Regions from separate parts of the Homo sapiens genome. Here all the other regions are linked to region 4. The links are chromatin loops, found by intact Hi-C in ENCODE. Cell type or tissue: PC-9. All regions are shown on one strand.

The links. Peaks named below come from ENCODE experiments on the same cell type or tissue, not always from the same donor. Only the 100,000 strongest peaks of a DNase experiment are listed, where the experiment ranks them.
Region 1: a loop joins it to region 4, with 4 times the contacts of the local background. A loop is called at or near these places in 3 of 110 quality-filtered maps.
Region 2: it touches region 4 in a loop (5-fold over the local background); 17 of 110 quality-filtered maps call a loop at or near these places.
Region 3: a loop joins it to region 4, with 4 times the contacts of the local background. A loop is called at or near these places in 9 of 110 quality-filtered maps.
Region 5: it touches region 4 in a loop (6-fold over the local background); 39 of 110 quality-filtered maps call a loop at or near these places.
Region 6: a loop joins it to region 4, with 8 times the contacts of the local background. A loop is called at or near these places in 94 of 110 quality-filtered maps.

Annotation. Positions count from the first base shown.
Region 1 is chr3:172,352,986-172,357,985 of GRCh38, forward strand. FNDC3B (fibronectin type III domain containing 3B) reads left to right here. Exons shown (of 26, transcript NM_022763.4): 22 at 1-98. Among named protein-coding and RNA genes, the nearest start is that of GHSR, 93 kb to the right of the region's middle. In PC-9, no CTCF peak of the experiment used is centred here; a DNase peak (open chromatin) is centred at 3,026; H3K27ac peaks cover 2,365 bases.
Region 2 is chr3:172,543,980-172,548,979 of GRCh38, forward strand. No RefSeq gene overlaps it. Among named protein-coding and RNA genes, the nearest start is that of TNFSF10, 23 kb to the left of the region's middle. In PC-9, no CTCF peak of the experiment used is centred here; DNase peaks (open chromatin) are centred at 2,262 and 2,862; H3K4me3 peaks cover 315 bases; H3K27ac peaks cover 2,073 bases.
Region 3 is chr3:172,338,729-172,343,728 of GRCh38, forward strand. It overlaps FNDC3B (fibronectin type III domain containing 3B), which reads left to right. Exons shown (of 26, transcript NM_022763.4): 17 at 2,385-2,503; 18 at 4,283-4,388. Among named protein-coding and RNA genes, the nearest start is that of GHSR, 110 kb to the right of the region's middle. In PC-9, CTCF peaks have their summits at 2,950 (motif pointing left) and 3,157; a DNase peak (open chromatin) is centred at 2,943; H3K27ac peaks cover 1,520 bases.
Region 4 is chr3:172,594,040-172,599,039 of GRCh38, forward strand. It overlaps LINC02068 (long intergenic non-protein coding RNA 2068), which reads right to left and starts at 1,568. Exons shown (of 4, transcript NR_146714.1): 1 at 1,364-1,568; 2 at 422-542. RefSeq lists a silencer at 2,080-2,374. In PC-9, CTCF peaks have their summits at 2,247 (motif pointing left) and 2,462; a DNase peak (open chromatin) is centred at 2,272; H3K4me3 peaks cover 525 bases.
Region 5 is chr3:172,474,725-172,479,724 of GRCh38, forward strand. No RefSeq gene overlaps it. Among named protein-coding and RNA genes, the nearest start is that of GHSR, 29 kb to the left of the region's middle. In PC-9, CTCF peaks have their summits at 2,751 and 2,953; a DNase peak (open chromatin) is centred at 2,747; H3K4me3 peaks cover 932 bases; H3K27ac peaks cover 343 bases.
Region 6 is chr3:172,488,427-172,493,426 of GRCh38, forward strand. No RefSeq gene overlaps it. Among named protein-coding and RNA genes, the nearest start is that of TNFSF10, 33 kb to the right of the region's middle. In PC-9, CTCF peaks have their summits at 1,884 (motif pointing right) and 2,091; a DNase peak (open chromatin) is centred at 1,885.

The DNA.
Region 1 (5,000 bases), 240 kb before region 4:
ATCCTTGCTTACACCATTGATCTAGGAGACACTAGCATTACCGTGGGCAACACCACCATGCATGTTATGAAAGATCTCCTTCCAGAAACCACCTACCGGTGAGTGCAAGGGAGTAGAAATCTGCATCAGCACATCAGCACTTGGGGATCTAAGTAAACCTCTCGGGGAAAATGACCAAGTGGATGTCATCTCCCAGCTGTTTCTAAGAGCCCAGATGTCCAGAGTATTGTCTCACCTTGATCCCTCAGGCCAGAAGACCTGTGAAAAAGCCACACTGGTTCAGGGACTCACTGGACGGTTTTGTGTCCACTCTAACCTGCACCGTCTCTACCCCAGAGTGGACTCAAATCCTCAAGTCAGTCCTCTGAACATTGAAGTCAGAAATTATAAAAGGGCTTTGGCAATATGTTAGCCCAAGAATTTGGCTTCTTCCAGAAATTGTGCCGACCTTAACAGTGGCTTAAATGATGGTAAAACTTTTAAGATTTCTAAAAGGATGGCATTGGAGATACGTTGACTTTTATTAAACAACCTATAGTTGTTTAATGACTTCTAAAAAAATATCTGGAGCTCAGGGGTTCAACTGAGGGAACACATGTTGAGAATCATTGTTTACTAATTAAATGCCAGGTAACCGTTGAAATTATCAAAAACATCTTCCACGTACCAGAAAGCACCTCAGAGGATAGTTCTGTTATGGAGAAGATGAAATGGTTTAGTAGTGTAGGAACTATGGAAAGGTGAGCTTAGATTTGGATAGTAAAACCTCAAGACCCTATTTAAAAAGTATTTTATGAATGCAGCATAAATAATTTAATTCAGTGTTAATATGCCAAGGCTAGTATATTGAGCTGAATGTGAAAAGAAACTCACATTGGGAGAATGCCACCTTTTCCTTATAAGATAGCTTTGAAGATACCATTTTAGACAGATGGAAATTGAATAGCTTTAGAAAAGGCAAATGTTTGATCTTGGGGAAAAAAAAAAAACTTTAGATAGTCTTTGCTGGCCAATCAATAAATTATAAACTGGACATTACATACTTGAGGTAAAAATAATTCATACTTGCTTTTTCTTTTACATCTTGAAGTAGAGGCTGATTTTTCAAAATAATGAATAGGCTACCAAATGAAGGAAAATCAATCAAAACCTTAAAAATTCAAAGTATGTTCAATATCATTCTATAGTAGTTTATTTCTGGTTAACATGTAGGACAGTTTTACATACCCATTTCTGTTTATATACAAATAGAAAAAAATTTCAAATATGAATTATCATATTTAAATTGTTTCCAATTTTAATCCATTGTTCACTAAATCTGAATTACATTTTATGAGTCAGTATTTATCATTTAATAATAGTACATTTTATATTTTATATCATGAAATCATAAACTAAATATTAGGGACCAAGTTCAATTAATATTTTTGCTTGCTAATGTTTATAACTAAGATATTGGTATGCCCGTATCAGTAAATGAGTATTTTTTCAATAAAGAAATATAAACAATAAAAAAAAATAATAATAATAATAATTCATACTTAAGACCAACTGGTTTATAGCTTTAGGAATTTTAGTTTCTATAGTACACAATTGGGTATACTGTATAGTATTAATAGAACTCTGGTCAACCCACAGTCTTGTTGTTTTATGTTTCAAAAACATAATTGCAGTAATTATAGTGAAATACAAAATGAGTATTTCAGGGAACCAAAGGTATAATTTTGGCCCAATCAACTTTTATTTCACCTTTTTTCTGTCCTATAAATTGGTTAAAATATAAATGAACAGATCATGATGTTCTAGATAAAAACATGTGGAATGAAACATTTTAAGCAGACCATGGAGCTTGGATAAAAGACTTGTTTCTTTTGTTTGATTTTCTTTTTTTTTTTTTTTTAAGCCTTCAGCAGTTACATATTGTTCTCATACCAAGCTTATTCTTTCTCTGTGTTGCCAGGACAGGGTTGTACACCTCTCTAGTAAATGTACTAATGCAAAAAAGCTTCTTCAATGGATCGGTCATTTCTCCATGGGTGCTATTATAGCAAACTACCCATTGGCTTGCTGACACACTCTGTAGAAATTTCACTAGAATTACAATACTACTTTTAAAGGCATTCCTTTAAGTTTATAATTGAGTTAGAAATTGAATTTGTCCTTTAATTTGAAGGAAAACAGTATTATTAAAAATGAAAACCTAACTTTGCTCTGTGTGCTTCCAGCCAAGTAGTCACAGATTTGGCAAGATAAGAGGGTAATCGGATCACCTGGTATCACCCCTTCCCAGTCCTTGGCTTGAGCATCTTCAGTGACAGGGGCAGTGGTTCTAGCTTCCACTCACCAGGCAGTCCATTCTATTTGTGGATAAACCTCTCTATATCTAAAATCAACTGCTGACCTTAGAACTTCCTCAATAGCAGTGATTCTCAAAGTGTGGTCCCTGGACCAACAGCATTAGCATCACCTGGGAACTCGATAAAATGCAAATTATCAGGCTCCACCCCAAACCTACTTAATTAGAAAATCTAGGGGGGGGGCCTAGCACTTGGTGCTTTAATTAGCCTTTCAGGAGATTTTGATGCTTATGAAACTTGAAAACCTTGGCCCTAGAGCAGTGATTCTTAAATGTCAGTGTATGTAAGAGTTGCCTGGAGAACCTTTTCAAAATACAGGTGTTTGAGCCCTACACCTGTAGGCCGCAATTGGCCCCAGAGGGGGCCTAAACATCATTACGTTATAATGTCAGCTGTCTCTTATTTACCCATCCCACCATCATTTACACTGTCTTCATTAGCACAGGTTTTCTATAACTGCCTCCAACCTCTTCTTTAAATGTTTTCAGGTTTTTGGTGGCCTCGCTGATGTGCAGTGCCCAGACCTCCAGGAATGGTCTGGTTGGCTGGCTCAGAGCAGACCAGGACTATTGCCTTCCTTGTTCTCCATACTGAGCAGTTAGTGAGGTTGCCTGAGATTACTTTTTTTTAAACAACCTTATTATATGCCTGACTCAGACTGAGCTGGCAGGCAACCAAAACTTAAAGTAGATTTGTTTGTTTTGCTCATTTGTACTCCTTTTGCTAAGTAAAAAAGGCTTAAAAATAACATGTATTGAGCCCTTACTATATGGTAAGCACTATGTTAGGCTGCCCAGAAGTGAATCATAAATCATTTTGTCATAACAAGGTGAGATGGGCTTTACTAGGAGACAAGTTCTGGGTAGTTCAGTGGTAGCAGACGAGTCAGACAGCCTTGACTTCAATCCTATCCTTCATTTATTGTCTCTGCAAACTTTGGGAAGTTATTTAAGCTCTCTGTGCCTCAGTTTCCTGACCATTAAAAAGGGGATAATAATTTTCACTACTTAACAGAGTTGTTGGGTATTTTGATAAGAGGTCAGGTACCTAGTATGGGGCCTGACACATAGTAAATAAATAATCAGAAAATCTGTTGTTAATGTTCGGTAGGGAAGAAATGAACTCAAAGATGGGTTGTGACCAGATTATAGGTAGAGATCTTATCTGTAGAAACCTTATCCTTCAAGGTTTTTTTGCCTCCAGAGCAGGGTATGAGAAGAGCAAGTCTCAGTGCCTGGAGCTGGAATGGTGGCATTGGTGTCAAAGGAGCTTTCAGGAGCAGGAGCTTGGTGGGAGGCCAGTTCCGACTCCTCCTCCAGGAAGCCTTCTATGAATAACTTTACTCGGAGCCCATCTTTTCCCCACCAAAAGGGATTTTCGTTGTTTGCTATTATTTCGTACTTAAGACATTTTCTGATGATTATTCTCTTCTTTCATGTTTTTCTTAATTAGATGATAATCTAGGGCAGGGGTGTTGTAAAAGCCAGCCCATCTTTTGCTTCTCAGGCCCCTCCTACCCTAGCCCTTTACCTGCGGGCCCTCTCAGTCTCCCTCACACCCACACTCTTGACATCCCGAGCTCTGAGATGGCCAGTCCTGATGAGGGAAGTCTTCCCAGCTAAGGATGGTTTGTTTCGAAAGTCATTCTTCTTTTAATATATTTTGTAGTAGAAATTTGATTATGTATATGTATATATTTAAAGTGCGTTGTAGAAGGCTATGATCTTCTAAAGCAGGAGTGTATTTGCATGTAAAATGTGGTCCTTTAATGGTGGATTTTTAATCAAAATTTATAAAGAATGTGGTTCTTTGATTTATTTGATTTGTTTAATCAATAATATTAGTATATTGATGGATATTGCAGACTCCTGGAAACATGAAGAGATTTTTCACATCAGCCTAGCCAAGAAGAATTTGCTTGGGATTACATTACTTCTCCAAATTGGAAAGGAAAATGCTACTTCCCTTGTACTTAATTTGCAGAGCTGAAGATTTTTTAAACTGACATAATGCAAATTAAACAAAACAAAGAGACCTGCAGATTTTATCTAAGTTTCAAGATTAGCATGTTACTTGAGCTAAAGAGAAAACTTCTCAAGTTTGGGTTTTGGATAGACTCTAATTAATAAAACTTAAAGTTTAGTTTTTATTTTCTGAGGTGAATTCTTGGAGTGGTTCCTCAGGTTAATGTTTGTTTTGCCCATTAGTCCAATGTCACCTTTCACTGGAATTAGGAAATTATTTTCCCATACTGTGTTTTTCACCCTAAACCAAAACAAACAGTAACTGCCTTAGTCCTCATTCAGCTGTCTCAGCCTCCTGTGCTCAGAGGCCTTAATATTTTCCCCAGAATGCAACAAGACATCATTTCATTCCATTTTATCAGTTCCTCAGTTTTTTTTTTCAATTTTGAATGTTACATCATCATTAGAAATAATTAATGTTAGTTCAGTGCATCAGCTGTACACGTAAATGTTCACGTATTTTCGCTGAAACAAAATGTGTTTTTGTAAAAATGTAGGATAGGTTGAATTGAGTATTTTAGAATCTAGGTAGTTGATTTCAGGGCCAGATGCTGTTTAAATAATGTGAAGTAAACTTGTTGACTCTTCTAAATGCCTGCTTCCTTGGCAGACGGTCAAT
Region 2 (5,000 bases), 50 kb before region 4:
ATATGTATAATAAAGTGATAATTATAAAGCCATGAAACTAACACCTAGGTTGTAATTAGAACCTTGGTATATTACAAGACCTTGGTGTAGTACAAGGTCTATTACCTTTGTCCAGTCACTTGGACACTCCCTGTGTGCCCATTGCCCCCAGAGTGAATTGCTATCTTGACTTTTATTGTGATATTTAATTTCTTGCTTTTTAAAAAATAGTTTTACCAACTGAATTCTGTGTAAATAGAATCATATGATAAATATTCTTTTATGACTTGCTTCTTTCACTCAATTTTATTATTCATACAATTCATTCATGTTGATGTATAACGCTGTAGTTTGTTATAATTTTCACTGCTCTTCTATACTCCATTGTAGAAGTATTCCACCATTAATCCACTCAACTGTTAATGGGCTTTTAGGAAGTTTCTCAATTTTTGAATAGTCGGTATTGTCGTGAACATTCTTATATATGTCTCCTGATGCACATAAACATTTACCTGGGTTGTAGATTTTGTTCATGTCATTTTACTGGGAAAAGTTTCCACAAGCTAGCACCAATTTGTCATCTTTCCAGCAGTAAAAGAGTTCTTGTGGCACTGCATACTCATTTGGTATTGTAGGAGTGTTTTGCCAGCTGGTAGTGTATAAGAGGATGTCACTGTGGCTTTAATTTGCATTTCCTCATAATGGGGCTTTAATTTGCATTTCCTTATAATATTCAACCTAATTATATTTTTAATATGTAATTGTTTCTTGATATGTAATTATTTAATTAGGGTTCCATCTTCCTGGCAGTAACTGTTCAAAAAATTTTTTTAATGCTTTTTTCTATCATATTGTTTTGCTGTTACCAAATGTGGGAATTCTTTTTTTGTTGTTGTCGTTTGTTTTTTTGAGACAGAGTCTTGCTCTGTTGCCCAGGCTGGAGTGCAGTGGCGTGATCTCAGCTCACTGGAACCTCTGCCTCCCAGGTTCAAGCAATTCTCCTGCCTCAGCCTCCTGAGTAGCTGGGATTATAGGCACACGCCTGGCCAATTTGTGGAAATTCTTCAGGTAGTCTAGATACTTGTCCTTTGCTGCTTATGTGTGTTGCAAATAATCGAGTGCTTTGTGGATTTTCTTTGCACTCATTTAGTGGTTTGTTTTAATAAGCAGAAATTGTTAATTTTAATATAATAAAATGTATTAGCTGGGAGCGGTGGCTCATGCCTGTAATCCCAGCACTTTGGGAGGCCAAGGTGGGCAGATCACGAGGTCAGGAGATCGAGACCATCCTGGCTAACACGGTGAAACCCCGTCTCTACTAAAAATACAAAAAATTAGCCGGGCGTGGTGGCGGGCACCTGTAGTCCCAGCTACTTGGGAGGCTGAGGCAGGAGAATGGTGTGAACCCAGGAGGTGGAGCTTGCAGTGAGCTGAGATCGCACCACTGCACTCCAGCCTGGGCAACAGAGCGAGACTCCAACTCAAAAATAAATAAATAAATAAATAAATAAATAAATAAATAAATAAATAAAAACAAAAAGCCTTCTTGCCACCTTCTTCAAGAAAATCTTGGCTATTCTTGTCCTTTTGCTTTCTTACCTTCAAAATTAAGAGTTGTTACTACGTAAGTCTGTGGTTCTCTCCAGCTCTGAAAGGTTTATTCTATTCTATAGCAGAGCATGTTGTATAATCACGTGGTTGCTTTTCTTGATGATTCCATTGGGTCTAACAATTATTTTACCAAATTATATTAATACTTGGAAATAATTCTTCGTGGTTCTAGGGTTATTACATTAATACTTTTCTCTCTTTTTAGGATTTTTTGCTTTTAGCCTTTACCACCATTTTAGGGTAATGGCATTGTTGCTATATGAGTATTTTGTTTTTGGTATTTATTTATTTATTTATTTTGAGATGGAGTTTTGATTTTTTTGCCCAGGCTGGAGTGCAATGGTGTGATATCGGCTCACTGCAACCTCTGCCTCCTGGGCAGTTCTCCTGCCTCAGCCTCCCAAGTAGCTGGGACCTCAGGCACATGCCACCAAGCCTGGTTAATTTTGTAATTTTAGTGGAGACGGTGTTTCACCATATTACTCAGGCTGGTCTCAAACTCCTGACCTCAGGTAATGCACCCACCTCGGCCTCCCAAAGTGCTGGGATTACAGGCATGAGCCATCATGCCTGGCCGATATAGAAATATTTTTAAAGTATTACATGTGCCCAGCAGTTGTCTGGGGTTTAAAGGAGATGGAAAGAAGCATAAGCCAATGTTTATGATCTGGAAGAACACGTTTGAGCTGGGGAGACATAACAATGAGTCAGTTCTACCTCTGGCTACCTGTGGATTTAGTAGGCTAATTGCCAGGACTTCGGTTTTGTTTTGTTTTCATATTTAAAAATGAAGGGCTTATATGAGATTAGTGCAAGGTCCCTTTAGTTCTAATATTTTTTGCATTGCTGACTTAGTCTGTTGGGGTTTCTACAACAAAATATCTTAAACTGGGTGGTTTATAAACCACAGAAATTTACTTCTCACAGTTCCAGGGCCTGGAAAGTTTAAGATCAAGGCAGACTTGGTGTCTGTGAGGGCTAGCTTTCCTGGTTCAAAGACAGCATCTTCTTGCTGTGTCTTTGCATGGTGGAAGAGGTGAAAAGAGGTGACAAGAGGTGAATGAGCTCCCTTGGGCCTATTTTAGAAGGGCACTAATCCCATTCACAGGAGCTTGGCCATCATGATCCAGTCACCCTCCAAAAGATCCCACCTCTTACTACCATCAGCTGGGAGGTTGGGACTTCAATGTAGGAACTGAGGGGTCAGGGTAGGGCAGACCATAGCAAATGGCCACACAACAGGTCTTTCTAGTCCCTGACCATGAGAAGGCAGTCAAAACACAGAGAATCTACAAGGTGATTTATTCATGTCATAGTAACAAAGGAAGAAAAAACTTGGAAGGAAAGATTTTTTTTTTTAAAGAAATATTTTGATGGGTGAAAGAGGAAGTCCCAAAACATAGCTGCAAAGAGGAAATATAAGTTTGTGTTTCATTTTTCTCCTGTTGAAATCAGTTTCTATTGTGAAGTTTCATTTTCCTATTTCTTTTTTAGGTAGTAGAACCTGGACTCTTGCCATAGTAATCTGTTTTCTATTTTGTATAACATCTGAATGTTAGATTTGGTTACAAAATAACTGTGTGAAAATAATGAGAGACCAGTGATCTTTGGGAACTTTTTTTTTTTTTTTTTTTTTTTTTTAGGACGGAGTCTCTCTCTCTTGCCCAGGTTGGAGTGCAGTGGCCTGATCTTGGCTCACTGCAACCTCCACTTCCTGGGTACAAGTGATTCTCCTGCCTCAGCCTCCTGAGTAGCTGGGATTATAGGTGCCTGCCATCACACCCGGCTAATTTTTCTATTTTTAGTAGAGACGAGGTTTCTCCATGTTTGCCAGGCTGGTCTTGAACTCCTGACCTCAGGTGGTCTGCCTGCCCCGGCCTCCCAAAGTGCTGGGATTACAGGCATGAGCCACTGCTCCCGGCCCTTGCACATTTTGACTCTCAGTGAAGAGTAATGAAAGGGAACTTGTTTCCAGAGGTGAAGGCTACAGGCCAAATGTTGCCTTGCCCTAAAGAGGTGATATAACTTTCCTAGGATCACTTGACTAGTTAGAGATAAAACTATGACTAGAATTCTGGTTTCCAGACTCTGAATTGGCTATTCTCCCATACAGAAGTGTATAGATGTAGCATTTGAGGGAAGGCTCTGTGGGAGAGGAGATCTACTCTCTCCTAAATGATGAAATGATTTTATTTATGTATTTATTTATTTATTTATTATTTATTTAGAGACAGAGTCTGTCACCAGGCTAGAGTGCAGTGGCGCAATCTCAGCTCACTGCAACCTCTGCTTCCTAGGTTCAAGGAATTCTCCTGCCTCAGCCTCCCGAGTAGCTGGGATTACAGGCATGTGCCACCATGCCCAGCTAATTTTTTGTATTTTTAGTAGAGACAGGGTTTCATCATGTCAGCCAGGATGATCTCCATCTCCTGACCTTGTGATCCGCCCACCTCGGTCTTCCAAAGTGCTGGGATTACAGACGTGAGCCACCGCACCCTGCTGATTAAATGATTTTAAAGTGATGATTCCAAATGCAGATAGCATTATCCTAGGATTGGGAAGAGGAAGAACTTGCCTTTCAGGATGCCATAGAAGTAAATATGCAAAGGTACAACACGCAAAAGCATTGTCTTAAGACTGTCTGGACTTCAAGGCTAATAAATATTTTCAGGAGATAGACCGTATGCCCGTATGTCAAAAAATATGCTTGATTTATATTAATACCTGTTATAGACTAAATTGTGTTTCTCCTCAATTCATATGTTGAAGCCCTAACCCCCAGTATCTCAGAATGTGACTGTATTTGGAGATAGGGTCTTTAAAGAGGTAATTAAGGTCAGATAAAGTCATAAGGATGGGCCCTAATCCAATATGACTAGCATTCTTATAAGAAGAGGAAGAGACACCAAGGGCATGTACAGAAAATAGGCCATGGGAGGACAGAGCAAGAAGCCGGCCGTCTGCAAGCTAGGAAGAGAGGCCTCACCAGAAACCAACCCTGCCAGCACCTTGATCTTGGACTTCTAGCCTTCAGAACTGTGAGAAAATACATTTTTATTATTGAAGTCTGTCATGGCAGTCTGTTAGGGCAGCCCTAGCAAACTAATACAATACCTCTTGAATCTCTTTTTCTGAAAATGCCTCATTATTTTTCTGGATGTTTTATTGTCTACACTCAATAAAAATATTCTGTCTGAAGGCTCTTGTGCCTACTGAGCAAAGCACGATTTCCTTAACCTGAGCACTTTTGGCTCCAGCTTCTGGCTTTCCTGAGATTGACCCCTCAACCAAACTCTTCCTTCGAGAGCAGAGCCTCTTACCCTTTGCCCCTCCGTGCCCCACTAGGATTCCTCTCAGGAGTGCAGTGAATACAGAAAAAGTGGGGTAACCCAGACTGTATCCTCTCTGAG
Region 3 (5,000 bases), 260 kb before region 4:
TTGTTTTGTTTTGTTTTGTTTTTTGAGACGGAGTCTCGCTCTGTCGCCCAGGCGACAGAGTGCAGTGGCGTGATCTCGGCTCACTGCAAGCTCCGCCTCCTGGGTTCATGCCATTCTCCCGCCTCAGCCTCCGGAGTAGCTGGGACTACAGACGCCCACCACTAGGCCGGCTAATTTTTTTTGAATTTTTAGTAGAGACGGGGTTTCACCGTTTTACCCAGGATAGTCTCGATCTCCTGACCTCGTGATCCACCCACCTCGGTCTTCCAAAGTGCTGGGATTACAGGTGTGAGCCACCGCGCCCGGCCCACCATTAAATTTTTTTTTAAATGGCACATGCTAATGCCAAAAACAGAGAGCATTGATAAAACTTTTACAAGCAAGCAGTGCTGATGTGTGGCTGGCTTTTTATTCTGTACCATGAGAACCACCTGGAATTTTTTTAAGTCTGTTGGTTCCTATTTTAAGCTGAAAACATGAGAATTCTTTTGAGATGAGCACAGCTGTTCTAAACATAAAATCATATTTTGTGGTTAAAAACCTGGTTTAGAACTGCTGGGCATGGTGGCTCACACCTGTAATCCCAGCACTTTAGGAGGCGAGATGGGTGGATCACGAGGTCAGGAGTTCGAGACCAGCCTGGCCAACATGGTGAAACCCGTCTCTGCTAGAAAAAATACAAAAATTAGCTGGGTGTGGTGGCATGTGCCTGTAATTCCAGCTACTTGAGAGGCAGAGGCAGGAGAGTCGTTGGAACCCAGGAGTCGGAGGTCGCAGTGAGCCGAGATCGCACCACTGCACTTAAGCCTGGGCGACAGAGTAAGACTCTGTCTCGGAAGAAAAAACAAAAAACAAACAAACAAACAAAAAACCTGGTTTAGCTTTTCTTCATTAGAAAAACCCAACTAGGTTAGAAGTCATGTATATGCCAGTGGCTCGTTGTGAATATTTAAGTATGTTTTGAATTCTCATGGCTCCCTTTAGCTACTGATGACAAATCAAAAGTAGGGGCCCTTCTGGACTTCCAGTTAACAACTTTGTGACTGCATGGCTGAGTGAGTGATTGAATCTTTTCAGTAATCCTTGCTCCCAGTCACCTTTTCAGTACAGGTTTTTTTGACCTGTAATATCAGGATAATTGCCTTTGCTATTGCCTTTCTTCATATGGCCTTAGTGCATGCGACTCTGTTGTGAATCTAAACTAATAAGCCGCTGGGGGAATTTGTGGAAGTTACTCTAGTTAAAATACCAGGGAATAGAAAAAGCATTTCCCCTAAAACAACTTCATGTAGTAAAAGGCTTTTGTAAAGTGGTCAACTGGAAACACAGCGTGAGTGGGAATAAAACAGAGGAGTGAAGAGCCTCCCAGTGGCCTGGAATTGTGAGTCAGGCAGGCGGCTGAGGCAGCCCTGGGTGCCCTTGCTTCTGACGGCATCAGCCTTGGGGGGCACCCAGACTCCTGGTGACCGTTTCTCTCTTCAGTTCCACAAAGCGGTCAGATCACTTGGGTCATGCCACATTTGGTCTTTAATTTGTCACCCCCGTAGGCATTTTTGTCTTTTTTTTTTTTTTTTTTTGAGAGAGTTTCACTCTGTCGCCCAGGCTGGTGTGCAACGGCGCAATCTCGGCTCACTGCAACCTCTGCCTCCTGGGTTCAAGTGATTCTCTTGCCTCAGCCTCCCAAGTAGCTGTGATTACAGGTGCCCACCACCATGCCCAGCTAATTTTTGTATTTTTAGTAGAGACAAGGTTTCGCCAGGTTGGCCAGACTGGTCTCAAACTCCTGACCTCAGGTGATCCACCCACCTCGGCCTCCTAAAGTGCTGGGATTACAGGCGTGAGCCACCGCCTGTAATTTTTGTCTTTTAAGTGGAGCTCCATGAAGGCAGTCAAAAGACCCAGTTTTTAAAAGAGGATTTCACTTCCTTTGACCTCTAGGCAGATAAGAACAGGGAGAAATTCTTGCGTACCACCCCAGACTTGCCAGAAGCCTCGTGGCCAAGAAGTAGCCCCGTGCCTGGCTGCCCCTGAGGCCTCCTCACACCAGGAGCATTTGATAGCTTGCCCACCCCTGTTCTGTGTCTCCTACCACTCCCTCCATGCCAGCGGCACGTTTCATTATGGTTTCCCACATCCAAACCTCATAGCAAATGTAATTGTGGTGATAATAGGTAGTCTAGCCAGCAACACTAAGTATTAAAAATGACTCAATGTTATTTTGGTATTTAACTTTGTAAAAGAAAAAGGAAGAGCTTTCTGGCTATTTAAAAAGAAAAAGAAGATGTTGGTTTTCATGAAAACATAGAGCTTTTTCTTGTCAGCAATGGCTGATATGCTACATTTTTACAAGAGGCATAAAGTCATGCATAAGTCTTGTTTTACAGCGAATCAGTGGGAAGTGGCCTACAGTGGGTCGGCTACCGAATACACCTTCACCCACTTGAAACCAGGCACTTTGTACAAACTCCGAGCATGCTGCATCAGTACCGGCGGACACAGCCAGGTTGGTTTTGTTTCCATATGAAAGTAAACCTCATTGATCAAATTCGGACAAACTGTCTATAACATCAGAAGCAAATTGCAGTTTAAACAATGTATCTTGGTAATGCAACCTAATAGTATCATGTCAGGAAATGAAAAATAGAGCTTTCTGAATTGCTGTTTAGAGGTATAAGATAGGCCTAAATGATTCCCTACTGAATTGTGGTATTTTCGGGTACATTTGTCACTCACTCATTTCTCAGAAGGCTTTGACATAATCACCTGTGACAGTTGAAAATTGTCTGGAATTTGCATTGACTAAATAAAGGAGACCTCGGTTATTGCAATGATTAAAAAACTATAGATTTTAGAGTAAAAAGATAAGACCTGCACAGCACTGCTGTTACCACATCTATCAATTTTAAGAATTTGAGACATACCTTCCTCAAGGTACTTTACTGCCATCTGCTGGAAAGTTGTTGCAAAAACAATATAAATCCATGATGACTGAGCTGAGTGGCACCTCCTGAAGTTGTGTGGTACCCAACGTACACATCTGTAGGCAGCATCCATTCTTTTGTTTCTACTATTTATATGACTTTAGACTAACCTGTTAACATGTCAGGAGCCTTAGTTTCAACCACATAGTACTCTCATAGGCGCAAAACAACCTAATAAATATACATGGAGTACTCTAGAAATAATTGTTATCTAAATGGTTTTAACTTACACTCAGAAAAGTGAATGAGAAACGAGATGCCAAAAGATACTTTCACTGTAGAGATATTTAACATTATGATTTGAAACCACTAAACATTTAAAATGAAAGAGAAGGAGAGATGGTGGCTTACAGCCCTGTGCTGGGTTGACTTTTCAAGAGAATACCTGCCATTTGAAGGCCTAACTTTTCTAGTCAACCCACTTGCAACATCAGTTTTTGTGTTTACTTTCTTTTGCCCCCAAGGATGGTACTAGGGCATCTAGACTGCCCATGTAGACACTGCCTGTGAGGAGAAGGTCCAGCTGGACCATCTTTATACAGTGCCGAAGCTGTCTGGAATGCCTCCCAGGTGGAGTAAATCCAAATCAAAGCTGAGATTATCAGTGGTCCTTCCTATGTGTGAGGCACTACACAAGGTGGCACTGAGGCTGAACTGCTCAAATGCATAGAGTTCATTTCCTCTGTGCCACTTCTCAGGAAGAAAACTGAATGTGGCTGAGCTGTATAGCTCTACCTGATTTTCTCCCGTCTCAGGAAGTAGGTCAGCTTCCATACCACTAGCCTTACGCAACCAGATCCTGCAAAATAAAGGACTGCTTATTTTAGCATTAACAGTACCTGCTGGTTGATGTCAGAATCAATTGATTAATATTGAGTTTATTTGCTTTTCTGCTCTGTATGTGAGTGGTTGGCCATTTATGGTACCATTTTAAAATTTCATCCAGCTGTCGTTTTGTGTTCTCTTCTGTCCTCATGAAGGGTCTTTCTAATTTTGATTTGAAGGAAAAGAATTGTGTGCTTAGGATATACAGTACTCATGTCTGCTAATCTAACTTCAAAAATAATCATTCTTGTTTTTCCCAGTGCCATATGAAGTCTATAGCCACCCTTAAAACACACACACATAAATTTATATGAAGATCTTAATTACATTAAAAGCATACCATAATGTGCACACATTTAGTGTGTAACCCCTTTTCGGTAACATTTGCAGTTATGGGGTGGAATTTGCCTGATATGTAGAGGTCTGATAAATTCACAGTAACTAAGAGATGGTTCTCTCTGGTGTTTCTCCTGCAGTGTTCTGAAAGTCTCCCTGTTCGCACACTAAGCATTGCACCAGGTCAATGTCGACCACCGAGGGTTTTGGGTAGACCAAAGCACAAAGAAGTCCACTTAGAGTGGGGTGAGTGAACTAACCTTCACATTGACATTGACAATTTGGACAATTGGAGATGAAGACTTATGCTTTGTAGTTAAGTTTCAAAGCTTTCTTCTAAAGACCATATACGTTTTTGTCTGTTGAGGATGTCCATATTCTTCTTGAAGTATGTTGACCCAGGTTTTTTATGTGTGTCATTCCCCCCATCCACACCCGCAACACTGTCCCTCACCTTCCTCTTCCTGATGGTGCCACACACATGGTTTATCCCCCGCACTTCAGGGGACACATTTCTAGGGAGTATTTCAAGAACAGCCAGTCTTTTTCAGAAAGTTTTCAACTTTATTCATGGGAAAAAAATTTTGTGCTCCATTTAGAATTTAAACCAAAGAATGGTTTATAAGATCACATGGAATTCTTTCTCGTCTTTGTTTGCAACCACCTCTGCTGCATTGTCCTGTGTGGGTCCTGATGTTTTTACAGCATTGATTTAAGCTGTATTAGCGTTTCCTGTTGTGTCCAGCAGTTTACAACATGTATAATTACAAGTACAAATGTACAGAACTCTCTAGCAGACTATTTTTTCCTACCACTTATGTCTAAAGTATAATAAATTGTGCCAATTTGGGGTCCTGT
Region 4 (5,000 bases):
TCCCCACATTTTATTTTTCTTTTCTTTCTTTCTTTCCTTTTTTTTTTTTTTTTTTTTTTTGAGATGGAGTTTCACTCTTGTTGTCCAGGCTGGAGTGCAATGGCGTGATCTCAGCTCACTGCAACCTCCACCTCCTGGGTTCAAGCAATTCTCCTGCCTCAGCCTCTGGTGTAGCTGGGATTACAGGCACACGCCACCACGCCTGGCTAATTTTTGTATTTTTAGCAGAGATGGGATTTCACCACATTGGCCAAGCTGGTCTCAAACTCCTGACCTCAGTGATCCATCTGCCTCAGCCTCCCAAAGTGCTGGGATTACAGGTGTGAGCCACTGCGCCCAGCCCCCATTTTCTGAGGTGAAATGAAGGAAGAGTTAATCATTCATGCTCCTTTTCTTGGGTTCAGCTGCCATCCTTACTTACCTCTGATGGAGGACTAGGGATTTCTGGGACTTGAACTCCTGTTATAGAAGGTCAGATTAGCCTTAAGCTGAACAGCAGCAGCTACCTGGGCCTTTCTCCCCTGAATAAAAGTTCTGAAGATCTAAAATGAAAATATGAAAGGAAAGAAATTATCAAGTTCTGTCTACTAAATATCTCAGTGGATTTCCTACCTCAACTGGTAGATTTGTCTTAAGGCCTTTGTTTGGAGTGTTTTCCTACAAGTCTCAAAGTCTAACAAAAGCAGGCGTTCCCGGTCAAGCTCTGCCAAATTCACCACGTGACCTAGGACCTGAAGTGAACTTTCGTTTCTCCTGTTCTCTCTCTTTCCGACCTTCCCTCCCCGCCAAGGCAATGCAGACAGGGACTCAATATATTATTTTGAGTTCTCCATAGGAAAAGAATTATTATTAAAACAATAAGCTCTCAAGATAAATACCTTTATATAATGTATATACATTCATATATACATGAGTATATACTAGCTTTCATATCTGTATTCTTTTTTTTCTTTCTCACCCAGAACTCAAGAAGACATGCCTGTATCCCTTTTTTTTTTCTCTTTTGAGATGAAGTTTCACTCTTGTTGCCCAGGCTGGAGCGCAATGGCGCAATCTCAGCTTACTGTAACCTCCACCTCCTGCATTCAAGCAATTCTCCTGCCTCAGCCTCCTGAGTAGCTGGGATTACAGGCGCCCACCACCACGTCTGGCTAATTTGTGTATATTTAGTAGAAATGGGGTTTCACCATGTTGACCAGGCTGGTCTTGAACTTCTGACCTCAGGTGATCCACCCGCCTCGGCCTCCCAGTGTGCTGGGATTACAGGCATGAGCCACCGCACCCGGCCCAACATGTCCGTATTCTCAAAGCTATAGAGGTGTCTTTGCTATTTTGTTCTCTTAGGTAAGAACCGGGTCCTCACCTTACACTTTATTCCTCAGGTGAAGAGACTCTGTGTGTGTCCATTCAGGGAAGCATGAGAGCATTTGATTTCAGCTGAGCAGGTTTAGTCATCTAGGAGCTGCTCTCTTAAGTGTTTAACACAATCGTTAACTAACTAAAACTTGCAGGAAATTAATCTGGAATTTCCCAGTAATTACATGTTTTAGATAAGTTTTTGAATTGAGTCCAAGATGATGTGATAGTGCATGTTCATAATTAACTAAGAAACTGAGAAAAGCTTTCTTAATCTAAAAACAAAGCCAAAAATCTTTCCATGCAAGGAAAGAAAATCTTAATTGATTAACTCATTAATAGAGCAGGGAAAAGAAAACAAAAGCAAAAGCAAAAAAACTAACTTGAGATATAGCTGAACTCATAATGTGTATTTGTTTTTATTTCCAGTTGCTGCTTACCATTAGCTGTGCAAGACCAAAGGATTTTGTGCTTTCTCTTGCCTAGTAATTGTTCAGTCCAAAATTTAACCATGTTGTTTTTGTGTTATTACCAGGAGCAAGAGGACATGTGTATTGGTGAGAGAAGAGGGGTGAGGAGTCAGGGATAAGATGAATCTGATTAACTTCAGGGGTTATTAGAATAAATCTTGTAGGCTTGGAGAATCTTGTAGGCTTGGAGAATCTAGAGTTCTATGAGAAATGGTAAGCAGACTTCATAAATCCTGTCTGCGTTGCTGCTATGATCTTGGCCTTCCCCTGACATACTCCCAAGAAATAGAAACGAATAGAAATAGAAATCTAATAGAACTAGAAATAGAAATATTTCCCAAGAAATAGAAAGTAAAACTGACAAAGCCAATGCAAAGAAATCAGTTCGGAAGCTGTTAATTTTCACACGATCTGTGTTCAGTAACCGCCCTCTATCGGCTCTCCTGAATAGCACACTATATGGGACGGAGAATCTGAAAGGCCTTTTTGCTGGTTTTCTTACTAACAGAGAGTTCATAAACCAGGATCTTCTTCAGCCTCCAAGGTAAGGAAATGTGTGATCTCCAAGCTCCCTCTTGTATGTATTGTGAACGCCACTGTCAGAAGAGAAACACCAAAGTTATTCACCTGGAAATGTTGCAGTATGAAGACCATGTATTTGATGGAGAGGTTATTTAAATGGTAACTTTGTTAATGAATTTCTTTGCTAACTTTCCCTGCTTTATTTTCATGCCAAAAACCAGAGAGGTACAGAGAACAGAACTCGGCACCACAGTCTAAAAGTGTTAAGTTTCAGGCACAACACTGCTGTTTTTGAGCTGTGGGTCCTCAGACAAGCCATTTTAGCTTTCCGAGCCTCAGTTTCCCACTTGCCTGCTTCTTCACCACTTCCTGGGGTGATAAGAGAAGACCAAATGATATGTTTGTGAAGGTGCTTTGCCACTCATGTACCCTATGCAGACCCTATTATTAGTAGTACTTTATAAAAGTAAGACATCATTTTCTCATTTACAGGACTGAGGATTAGAAAGAATAATGCTGGGTTTCTGGCTGCCTCCGCTTTTGAGGGCCTAGGAGGCATTCTGACCTAAAGAGAGTAGGCAGTGGAGTCAGACATAAATGTAAACACTGTTAGTGTGACCTTTGCAGATCATCTGTCTGCCCTGTGCTTCTATTATGCTATCTATCTGCAAAGTAAAGAACTTCTTTACAAAATGCCTCATACAAGTGTGAATACAACAAACAAGCTCCATCTCTAAAGTTCTTCATAGAAAACAGAATTATAAGACGCACTCAGTATCCAAGGATAAATGATACCAGGAAAGGGCCAAAGTTAATTAATCCTCTTACAATAAAGAGCATATTTCAAGGTAAATAATAAAAATAATTATCTTAAAATTAACAAAATGTATATGGTTATTTGCAACTATGCATTAATTCTTAGCCCAAAGAATGTTGAGGAGTTGATTTGGCATGAAGAGGACACATTTTCTTGGACAAAATTATAGGATGGCACAGTGCGACTTTGTTTAGCTCATACTACCTTTCGGTAACACCATCAAAGGGGATCTTTTTTACCAAAAACATTTTTTAAATCAAGGGTTTTCATCAATTTTCCAAAGGGATTAAAAAAATTCCCTGACATTTAAGCTGGTACATTTTGGAAGCATTTCTTGTATCATCATCCTTACCCATTACTCTTCTTTAGTGTTAATTTATATGATTCCTTGTCCGTTTTTTTTCTTCAGTTTTTACCTAGTCTGTTGACACGTGACTATACTTGATGTTGGAGCAGTTCTCCAACATTATTTTCATCAATTTCATGAAATTCTGCATCTTTTGCAAGAATCACAACTCCACTTTGCCATCTATTTGACTTGTGTTGTCAGATGTTTACAGTATTCTACAAGCAATAAGAGTTAGGCTGAAAAAGTTTTGACTTGTGATCAGGGATAGTCATTCAAGCTAAGCAGAGAAGATTGTTTGAAAGGGGAACAATTTTATGGGTGTTCGGTTCATGAGTGAATACTTTCATGTAATGGCAAATATTCCTATATAATCATGTTCTAGAGGAATTTAAGTAATGAAAACTCAGATAAGAAGGAGTCTCTGGGCCAGGTGCGGTGGCTCATGCCTGTAATTCTAGCACTTTGGAAGGCTGAGGCAGGCGGATCATGAGGTCAGGAGATCGAGACCATTCTGGCTAACACGGTGAAACCCCGTCTCTACTAAAAATACAAAAAATTAGCTGGGCGTAGTGGTGGGCACCTGTAGTCCCAGCTACTTGGGAGGCTGAGGCAGGAGAATGGCGTGAACCCGGGAGGCAGAGCTCGCAGTGAGCGGAGGTTGTGCCACTGCACTCCAGCCTGGGCAACAGAGCGAGACTCCATCTCAAAAAAAAAAAAAAAAAGGAGTCTCTGATAATGCTTTTTTTTCTATCCAAGAATTCCTTTTTGCATTTTTGGTTCAGTTGTGGTGGATTTAGGCTGAACCACATTCACTCTCATATAAAGGACCTGCATTTGCTTGTCAGTTCCCAGCCTGGGTTAAGGGGTGCTAACTTTGCCCGATAAGATCAATTCATTTCCATGGTGTTCTAAATCAATGTCTCTTAAACTCCATTCTGTGCTATTCTCTTTATTAATATTCTGCAAACATATGTAAAATAATGTTATATTTTAGTAGTTTGATGTCAAACAAAATTAAAAGTGATGATTCATTGAATTCATTATTTCTACCAGTAAAGAGAACAGTTAATTTTTTGTTATGTAAAAAGCCAGTAGTTTAATTAAAACACACCACTAAGAGTGAAAGACTGGGAAGAGATATGATTTGTATTATATATTTGTATATTATATAAACTTATATAGTCAGATACCATCTAACACTAGTCAGAATGGCTATTACTAAAACGTCAAAAGACAGCAGATGCTGACAAGGTTGTGGAGAAAAAGAAATGCTTGTACACTGTTGGTGGGAGTGTGAATTAGTTCAGCCATTATGGAAGACAGTGTGGCAATTCTTCAAAGACCTAAAAACAGAAATACCATTCAACTCAGCAACCCCATTACTGGGTAATATACCCAAAGAAATAGAAATCATTCTATTACAAAAACACATGCACATGTATGTTCATTGCAGCACTATTCACAATACCAAAGAGATAGAATCAAC
Region 5 (5,000 bases), 120 kb before region 4:
CCTCACCCTTTCTAATCCCTTTGCAGGCTTTTGTGATGCAGAAACAGAGTCAAGTTCAGAAAGAAATATAATTGGAAATGAGTATGTGGTCAAATTCTCCTCAATAGAGAGAAGAAAAAACAGAGATTGGAAGAAAAGGGTGAGCAAGGAGGAAAATAAGTTCAGGTTTTCAAGGAAGTTTTGTTTTGGGAATGGGAGCAACACTTTGGGAGAGATATGGAATGAGAGACAGAGCAAAGGAACCAGAAAAAAATTTTAAGAGATGTTGTGGGTTCGGCATTCATTCCCACATCATAGTCTAAGAGACATGAGTATGAAGATTGAAATCACTTTTGTTTACTTTCAGATATTAGATTGTATTCATCTGAATATCACATGGAGACTGAGACCAGGCCACAAGGCCCTGATATAAATTTGGTGACATATGTTAACTCAGTTAACTCTTTTAATGCTAGAAGTAGATAATATTCTCATTTTATAAGGGAAGAAATGGAGGCTCAGAGATGTTTTCCCCAAATTACTCAGATTTTAAGCAGTGAAATGGGTTTCTAACACAGATCTGATGCCAAATTTATGCTAATATGTTACACTAAACTGTCTTTTTTCTTTTGTCTTCTTTTTTTCTCTTTTCTTTTTTTTAAACTTTTATTTTAGGTTCAGGGGTACATGTGCAGGTTTGTTACATAGATAAACTTGTGTCATGGGGGTTTGTTATACAGATTATTTCATCACCCAGGTACTAAGCCTAGTATCTAATAGTCATTTTTTCTGCTCCTCTCTCTCCTCCCACCCTCTACCCTTGAGTAGGCCTCCATGTCTGTGGTTCCCTTCTTTATGTCCATGAGTTCTCATCATTTAGCTCCCACATATAAGTGAGAACATGCGAAGAGAGAATATTAAGGGACTTCGGTTTTGATTTAGGGGCGCAAGTGTCTCAGAAGCAGATTATGTTTGTATTCGTGTGAGTAGAGCTTAGGCTAACACTGTGGTTTTTTATTTTTTTCCCCCAGAATTACATAGAAACGCTCATCTCACCTAACCCCTTTTTCGGTTTGGACATATTCCATCCCAGTAGTAGTTTAACACTTGAGACAAACCTAAGGCCAAGACTTTTCACTGACTATAATAATTCTGTGACCTCAGTTTCTTATCTCTGTCCCCATGTCACAGGGCCACACAAGGTGTTTTGGGAATTGAGGGAGCATGCCAACAACTAACTATAGCAGAGAAAGAGTTCAATAGACGGCTCCTCCTCCTCTTCCACATGATTTTTTTTTTTTAAACAGAGTTTTGCTCTTGTTGCCCAGGCTAGAGTGCAATGGCACGATCTCAGCTCACTGAAGCCTCTGCCTCCCAGGTTCAAGCGATTCTCCTGCCTCAGCCTCCCAAGTAGCTGGGATTACAGGCATTCGCCACCACATCCTATTTTTAGGAAAGATGGGTTTTCACCATGTTAGCCAGGCTGGTCTCGAACTGCTGACCTCAGGTTATCCACCCGCCTCCGCCTCCCAAAGTGCTGGGATTACAGGGGTAAGCCACCATGCCCTGCCCACATGATTATTATTAACTCCCTGGAGTTAAAGTTGCCCCCAACCAGAAGTCTGCCCAAGTGTAAACAGCACCGCGCCCAGGTCACTCTCCAACTTTCCACTCATGTGATGAGCTTCCTGGAGCTTGGGGGAAAGAGGAGGACTCCTCTCCACCCTTCAGCCTGTACCATGGACTGTGTTGTATATCCTCCTGATCTTCATCCATTGCCTGTGCCCCTCCAGGAGGGAGAGGATTGGGAGACAAAAGGGGATGGGTTGCAGGCAGGCAGGCAGTGTGGCAAGTTTGTAGGGAAGGGAACGTGTGCAAAAAGGGGAAGCAGGCGTTGCAGAAGCAGAATGCTCATCTTCCCAATGTATCCTAAGGATGCGTTCATCTCACTTCACAGGGCAGTTAGGAGCAAGTGAGTTTCACAAGTTGAACCAAATTCTTAATGCAGAAAGGAAGCTTACTTTTAAAGAAAGACTGCTATTCATTTCTTTCTAAAATGCTCTTTTGTAATCTCTTAAATTTATCTGTTTTATTAAACTTGAGGGTTTTATACATTGATTTTTCTCAAAACAGGACGTACTTGAGCCCTGTTTTATACTTATCTATTTTAACTAGGTCATTTCCAATTTTGACGTCAATATGACTTTCTGGGAGATTTTAAGAATAAAGAGAAATCTGAAATCAAAATCAGCATGAAAGCAATTAAAATGAGGCTGTAAAACCTCTGTACCAGAGGTTTTCTTCGTCTTCTTTTCTTTTCTTTCCTTTTTTTTTTTTTTTTTTGAGACGGAGTCTTGCTCTGTCACCCAGGCTGGAGTGCAGTGGCGCGATCTCGGCTCACTGCAAGCTCCGCCTCCCTCTTTTTTTTTTTTTTTAAGCATATTGAATGCTTAGAACTTGCCAGGCCGTATCTCAGCACGTCACTCATATTAATCATTTCCTAATAACCGCTACAAGTTGGGTTTTGTTATTATCCCCATTTGAATAAATAAGGCACGGAGACACAGAGAGGATATGACATAACTACCAGAAGCCATTGGTGGCAAGATCTCAATCAGGACATGTCGGTACAATGCTCTGATTATCTCGTCTGCATCCCTGATTACTTATGGTCCAGATATAAACTACTCCTCTTCACTTTCATTTTAACCAGAATTTGAAGTCATTTTATTCTCTCTCAAGTACTTTGGGCTTTGAGGAAAATAAGGGAAACTCGCCACCTGGTGGCAGCTCATAGTGTGTGGTAACAAGGTGGCTGCCCCCTGTCTGGTTTCAAGGAGAGAGGAGAGAATGTCCCTGCCTTGCTATTCACGCCTCTCAAACAGCTGAGCTGACCTCTCCTCAAGGGCCATTGTCTTTAGAAATCCCTCGCCCTGTCTAGGTCCATTCTGATAAAAATTGGAGTAGCAGTTTTTTCTCTATGCTTCAAGTGAGGAGGTTGGATGGGACAGAGTCCAGCGATGAGAGGCCAAGACTCTCTTGACCTTATTTCATTGTCAAAAAGATCAGTATTCATGTTCTACAAGAAGGAATCCACAGTTGTCCAGAAAACTGTCCTTCAAAAATAGCCAGTCCACAGCTGCTTCCCGTATCTTAGGCTTTAGTTTCTGAAGCAGAGGAAGTAACATGCAGGCATCATCCCTTGTTAAAACAATTCATAGAATTAAAATGTTGCAGGTGAATTGAATTTTTGAACATTTAATCAGAATGATCACTTGGGTATCTTGTTTTCTTAAATACTTAATTCGCACACCACAGGGTTTGAAATGTAGGTTTTTCAAGTCTACATAGGTTCTATTCGTGATTTTCAGTTGCCTGTCAGTGAACAGGTGCCAAGTTAGCTGTATCAGAATCACTTGTGGAAATTAAAACGTAAACAAACACAGGAAGATTCCAATTCAGTAGGTCTCTGAGGAAGACTGAGCATCAGCATTTTTAAATGCTCACCAGGAGGTACTGAGAAGCAGTGTGCTTAGGAAGCCACTGTACCTGCACCACCTTTGCTGACCAGAATGGAAGCAGCAGGTAAAGAATGTTGGTGGTTAACACAAAAATTAGATACTGTTTTCACTCATCAGGCTGGCAAACAGGAACACAAATAGTAATATTTCACTCTGGTGATGATGTGGGGACCAGAGCATTCTCATTTTCTGTTGCTAGGTGTGTAATGTGCTACAAAAGATTAAGGAAGTAATCAGGGAGTTATTTATTTATTTTCATTTTTTTGTAGAGATGGGGTTTCCCTGTGTTGCCCACGCTGGTCTCAAACTCCTGGCCTCAAGTGATCCACCTGCCTCAGCCTCCCAAAATGCTTGGATTACAGATATGTGCTGTCTCAGCCAGGCCAGACAGGTATTTTTAACATCTAAAATGTTAAATTGGCCCAGAAATCCCAATTTGGAATCCAGAATGTTGAGATCAATGACAAAAATGTTTATTGTAGCATTATTTGTAGTGACAAATAATTGGGAACAATCAAATCTTGGAATAAATTATAATCTATTCATTCAATGAGTTATTATGCAGTATTTTAAAAGAACCAATTAAATCTGTATACTTTGATCTGGAAAGGAGTCTATGTACTATTAAAGGAATGAGTTGCTGAGTTTTATACACAACTGCATATGCATATACCTATATATGTATGTATATATATTTCCATTTGTAAAACAAAAAATTAATTAAGCTAGAATATTGGGAACAGGGAGAAACATATGAAAGGACACAGAGTTTTTTGGTTTTTTGGTTTTTTTTTAGATGGAGTCTCACTGGAGATTGTACTGCAACCTCTGCCTCCTGGGTTCAAGTGATTCTCCTGCCTCCGCTACCCAAGTAGCTGGGATTACAGGTGCATTGCCACCATGCCTGTCTAATTTTTCTATTTTTGAAAGAGATGGGGTTTCACCATGTTGGCCAGGCTGGTCTTGGACTCCTGACCTCAAGTGATCCACCTGCCTCAGCCTCCCAAAGTGCTGGGATTACAGACATGAGCCACTGCACCCAGCCAGGACACAGAGTTTTAATATTGGATCCTTCATGATGGGAAGGGAGTGGGGGGATTACAGATTTTTAACATTTTTCTTCATACATTTCTACATTTCACTCATAATAAAAAACATACCTTTCATGTGCAATTTATAAGATCCAATAAAGTTTTTAAAAATGTTGGTTGGACCAAAGAGTAGTGCATTACCCCCCCAAATCCCTGGTTTGGCATGCTTACCAACACTATTCAGGTAAGATTTAAACTGCAAAATTATAATGTATGTGTAAGGTGTAAAAAAAGATACTACAGAGAACCAGCCCTATGAACCCACATAAAATTAATGAATCCAACCCAATAGTCCCATGAACAGTTTTTGGGTTTTTTTTTTCTTTGGATAAACGTAGAAATAGACTTTTCTGATCTTACAGTGTGAAACTTACCTTTGTTTTATCTGAGTTCCTTCCTCGGGAAAGGA
Region 6 (5,000 bases), 110 kb before region 4:
AGAGCCTACAGCTCCTCAACAAAGAAGTTAATTCTTGTTTTATCACCTCTAACAGCTGAGGTCATGATGATTTCAGGATGATTTGAAAGATTTTCAATGGCAAATTTGGATATTACTACCATTTGCTTACTCACTTTGGAACTTAACAATCTTGTGAAAAGCAATCTGACAGTAATTCATTAATATTTAAGGACTATGTTGTATAAAAAAATACATATCTTTAAACATTGTCACATTTGACTTGGTGAAATACTCAGGCTGTGAGAGACCTACAAGATCCAAGACCAACTGAGGAAACAGATTTAAGTCTTTCCTCTAAGGCTCACTCCAGTAGTTACACTTACCAATTAGATTAAATTTTCGTTTCTGTGTGATTTTTTTCTTTTTTTCTTCTCCTTGGCTTTCTCTTTCTCCCTCCCTTCTGTCCTTTCTTCCTTCCTTCCTTTGAATTAGTAACTCCACACCACGTGTAGGCGTAACAGTATCATATTTTGGTCACCAGTTCAAATCATATACTGCAGCCTGTAGTCCTGTAATCCATCTTCAAAGAGTTCCCTCCAAGTTTGCTCCATAGTTGGGTCTTCCATAAACATTCCGCCTTTTTATAAGCCAACTACTTTGGGATAACAAGAGATATGGTAAAACCAGTGAATCTCATGATGTTGCCTTGCTTCTTATCTTTGAATTGAGCCTTCGTCAGAGGTAATGCTGAGTAGAAGGACATAATAGTGAACAGAATTCATTGCTGGAAATAGAAGACAGAAGACAAGTGGAACATGATACATCTAATTACTTATTCTCAAATGTCTTGCTTCCTATCCATCCAATAGTAATTTATAGTTTTATTATCAAAACGTATTCTGTGAAAATATAACTGTTGGCAAGGATGTGGAGAACAGGGAACACTTGTATAATATTGATGGGAATGTAAATTACTATAGTCATTATGGAAAACAGTATGGAGGTTCCTCAAGAAACTAAAAATAGAACTACCATATGATCCACTGATCCCACTTTTGGGTATTTACCTAGAAGATTTGGAAGGAGCATGTCAAAGAGATGTCTGCACTTGCATGTTTGCTGCAGCACTGTTCACAATAGCCAAGATAAGGAATCTAACTAAGTGTCCATTAACAGGTGAATGGATAAAGAAAATGTGTACATATGCACAAAATGGTACTATTCAGCCTTTGAAAAGAAAGAAATTGTCATTTGCAACAACATAGATGGAATTAGAGAACATTTTGCTAACTGAAATAAGCCAGGCACAGAAAGACAAATGCTGCATGTTCTCATTTATATGTGGAATCTAAGATGATCGAACTCATAGAAGCAGAGAATAGAATGGTGGTTACCAGAGACTGGAGGATGGAGGAATGGGGAGATGATGGTCAAAGGGCACAAAGCCTCAGTGAGACAAGAGGAATAAATTTTTTTAGATTTATTGCACAAAACATAGTGGATATAGTTAATAATAGCGTATTGTACATTTCAAAACTGCTGAGAGTACATTTCAAATGTTCTCACCACAAAAATCACAAGTATGTGAGGTGATGGATGTTAATTAGCTTGATTTAATTATTCAACGTTGCATTCATATATCATAACATCGCTTTGTGTCCCATAAATATGCACAACTATAATTTGTCAATTTACAATAATTTTTTTTAAGTTTAAAAAAATGTCTTCTGTGGACCAGCAGCCGCAGTGTTATCTGAGAGCTTGTGTAATATGTAAGTTCTCAGACCACAACCCAGGCCTACTGAATCAAAAACTCTGGGAGTGGGTTTTAAAAATCTGTGTTTTAACAAGTTCTCCAGGCGATTCTGATGTTCACTAAAGTTTGAGAAGCAATAATTTAGTTTTAGTGCTTAAAGGAAGAGTGCGTCCACCAGGGGGCACAGCAATGGTTCCACTGGGTTGAAAGATAAGATTACCGCATTGTCATGTTCCTCATGCTTTGTGGATAGGATTTTCTTTCTTTCTCTCTCTCTCTTTCTTTCTTTCTTTCTTTCTCTCTCTCTCTCTTTCTTTCTTTAATTTTACTTTAAGTTCTGGGATACATGTGCAGAACCTGCAGGTTTGTTACATAGGTATACATGTGCCATAGTGGTTTGCTGCACTCATCAACCCATCATCTAGGTTTTAAGCCCCACATGCATTCGGTATTTGTCCTAATGCTCTCCATCCCCTTGCCCCCCACTCCCTGACAGGCCCCAGTGTGAGATGTTCCCCTCCCTGTGTCCATGTGTTCTCACTGTTCAACTCCCACTTATGAGTGAGAACATGTGGTGTTTGGTTTTCTGTTGCTGTGTTAATTTGCTGAGAATGATGGCTTCTAGTTTCATCCATGTTCCTGTAAAGGATGTGAACTCATTCCTTTTCTTTTTTTTAATATATATATTTTTATTATACTTTCAGTTCTAGAGTACATGTGCACAATGTGCAGGTTTGTTACATATGTACACATGTGCCATGTTCGTGTGCTGCACCCATTAACTCGTCATTTAACACTAGGTATATCTCCTAATGCTACCCCTCCCCACTCCCCCACCCCACAACAGACTCCAGTGTGTGATGTTCCCCTTCCTGTGTCCAAGTGTTCTCATTGTTCAGTTCCTACCTATGAGTGACAACATGCGGTGTTTGGTTTTTTGTCCTTGCGATAGTTTGCTGAGAATGATGGTTTCCAGCTTCATCCATGTCCCTACAAAGGACATGAACTCATCATTTTTTATGGCTGCATAGTATTCCATGGTGTATATGTGCCACATTTTCTTTTTCTTTATTTTTTATAGCAGGATATGACTTTTTTTTTATTATACTTTAAGTTTTAGGGTACATGTGCACAACGTGCAGGTTTGTTACATATGTATACATGTGCCATGTTGGTGTGCCTGCACCCATTAACTCGTCATTTACATTAGGTATTTCTCCTAATGCTATCCCTCCCCCCTCCTACCACCCCACGACAGGCCCCAGTGTGTGATGTTCCCCACCCTGTGTCCAAGTGTGCTCATTGTTCAATTCCCACCTATGAGTGAGAACATGCAGTGTTTGGTTTTCTGTCCTTGCGACAGTTTGCTCAGAATGATGGTTTCCAGCTTCATCCATGTCTCTACAAAGGACATGAACTCATCATTTTTTATGGCTGCATAGTATTCCATGGTGTATATGTGCCATATTTTCTTAATCCAGTCTATCATTGTTGGACATTTGGGTTGGTTGCAAGTCTTTACTATTGTGAATAGTGCCGCAATAAACATACGTGTGCATGTGTCTTTATAGCAGCATGATTTATATTCCTTTGGGTATATACCCAGTAATGGCATGGCTGGGTCAAATGGTATTTCTAGTTCTAGATCCCTGAGGAATCACCACACTGACTTCCACAATGGTTGAACTAGTTTACAGTCCCACCAACAGTGTAAAAGTGTTCCTATTTCTCCACATCTTCTCCAGCACCTGTTGTTTCCTGACTTTGTAATGATTGCCATTCTAACTGGTGTGAGATGGTATCTCATTGTGGTTTTGATTTGCATTTCTCTGATGGCCAGTGATGATGAGCATTTTTTCATGTGTCTTTTGGCTGCATAAATGTCTTCTTTTGAGAAGTGTCTATTCATATCCTTCACCCACTTTTTGATGGGGTTGTTTGTTTTTTTCTTGTAAATTTGTTTGAGTTCTTTGTAGATTCTGGATATTAGCCCTTTGTCAGATGAGTAGATTGCAAAAATTTTCTTCCATTCTGTAGGTTGCCTCTGATGGTTCTGTAGGTTCACTCTGATGGTAGTTTCTTTTGCTGTGCAGAAGCTCTTTAGTTTAATTAGATCCCATTTGTCAATTTTGGCTTTTGTTGCCATTGCTTTTGGTGTTTTAGACATGAAGTCCTTGCCCATGCCTATGTCCTGAATGGTATTGCCTAGGTTTTCTTCTAGGGTTTTTATGGTTTTAGGTCTCACATTTAAGTCTTCAATCCATCTTGAATTAATTTTTGTATAAGGTGTAAGGAAGGAGTCCAGTTTCAGCTTTCTACATATGGCTAGCCAGTTTTCCCAGCACCATTTATTAAATAGGGAATCCTTTTCCTCATTTCTTGTTTTTGTCAGGTTTGTCAAAGATCAGGTAGTTGTAGAAGTGTGGCGTTATTTCTGAGGGCTCTGTTCTGTTCCATTGGTCTATATCTCCCTTTTGGTACCAGTACCATGCTGTTTTGGTTACTGTAGCCTTGTAGTATAGTTTGAAGTCAGGTAGTGTGATGCCTCCAGCTTTGCTCTTTTGGCTTAGGATTGACTTGGCAATGTGGGCTCTTTTTTGGTTCCGTATGAACTTTAACTAGTTTTTTCCAATTCTGTGAAGAAAGTCATTGGTAGCTTGATGGGGATGGCATTGAATCTATAAATTACTTTTGGCAGTATGGCCATTTTCATCATATTCATTCTTCCTATCCATGAGCATGGAATGTTCTTCCATTTGTTTGTATCCTCTTTTATTTCGTTGAGCAGTGGTTTGTAGTTCTTCTTGAAGAGGTCCTTCACATCCCTTGTAAGTTGGATTCCTAGGTACTTTATTCTCTTCGAAGCAATTGTGAATGGGAGTTCACCCATGTTTTGGCTCGCTTTTTGTCTGTTATTGATGTATAAGAATGCTTGTGATTTTTGCACATTGATTTTGTATCCTGAGACTTTGCTGAAGTTGCTTATCAGCTTAAGGAGATTTTGGGCTCAGATGGTGGGATTTTCTAGATATACAGTCATGTCATCTGCAAACAGGGACAATTTGACTTCCTCTTTTCCTAATTGAATACCCTTTATTTCCTTCTCCTGCCTGATGGCCCTGGCCAGAACTTCCAACACTATGCTGAATAGGAGTGGTGAGAGAGGGCATCCCTGTCTTTTGCCAGTTTTCAAAGAGAATGCTTCCAGTTTTTGCCCATTCAGTATGATATTGGCTGTGGGTTTGTCATAAACAGCTCTTATCATTTTGAGATACGTCCCATC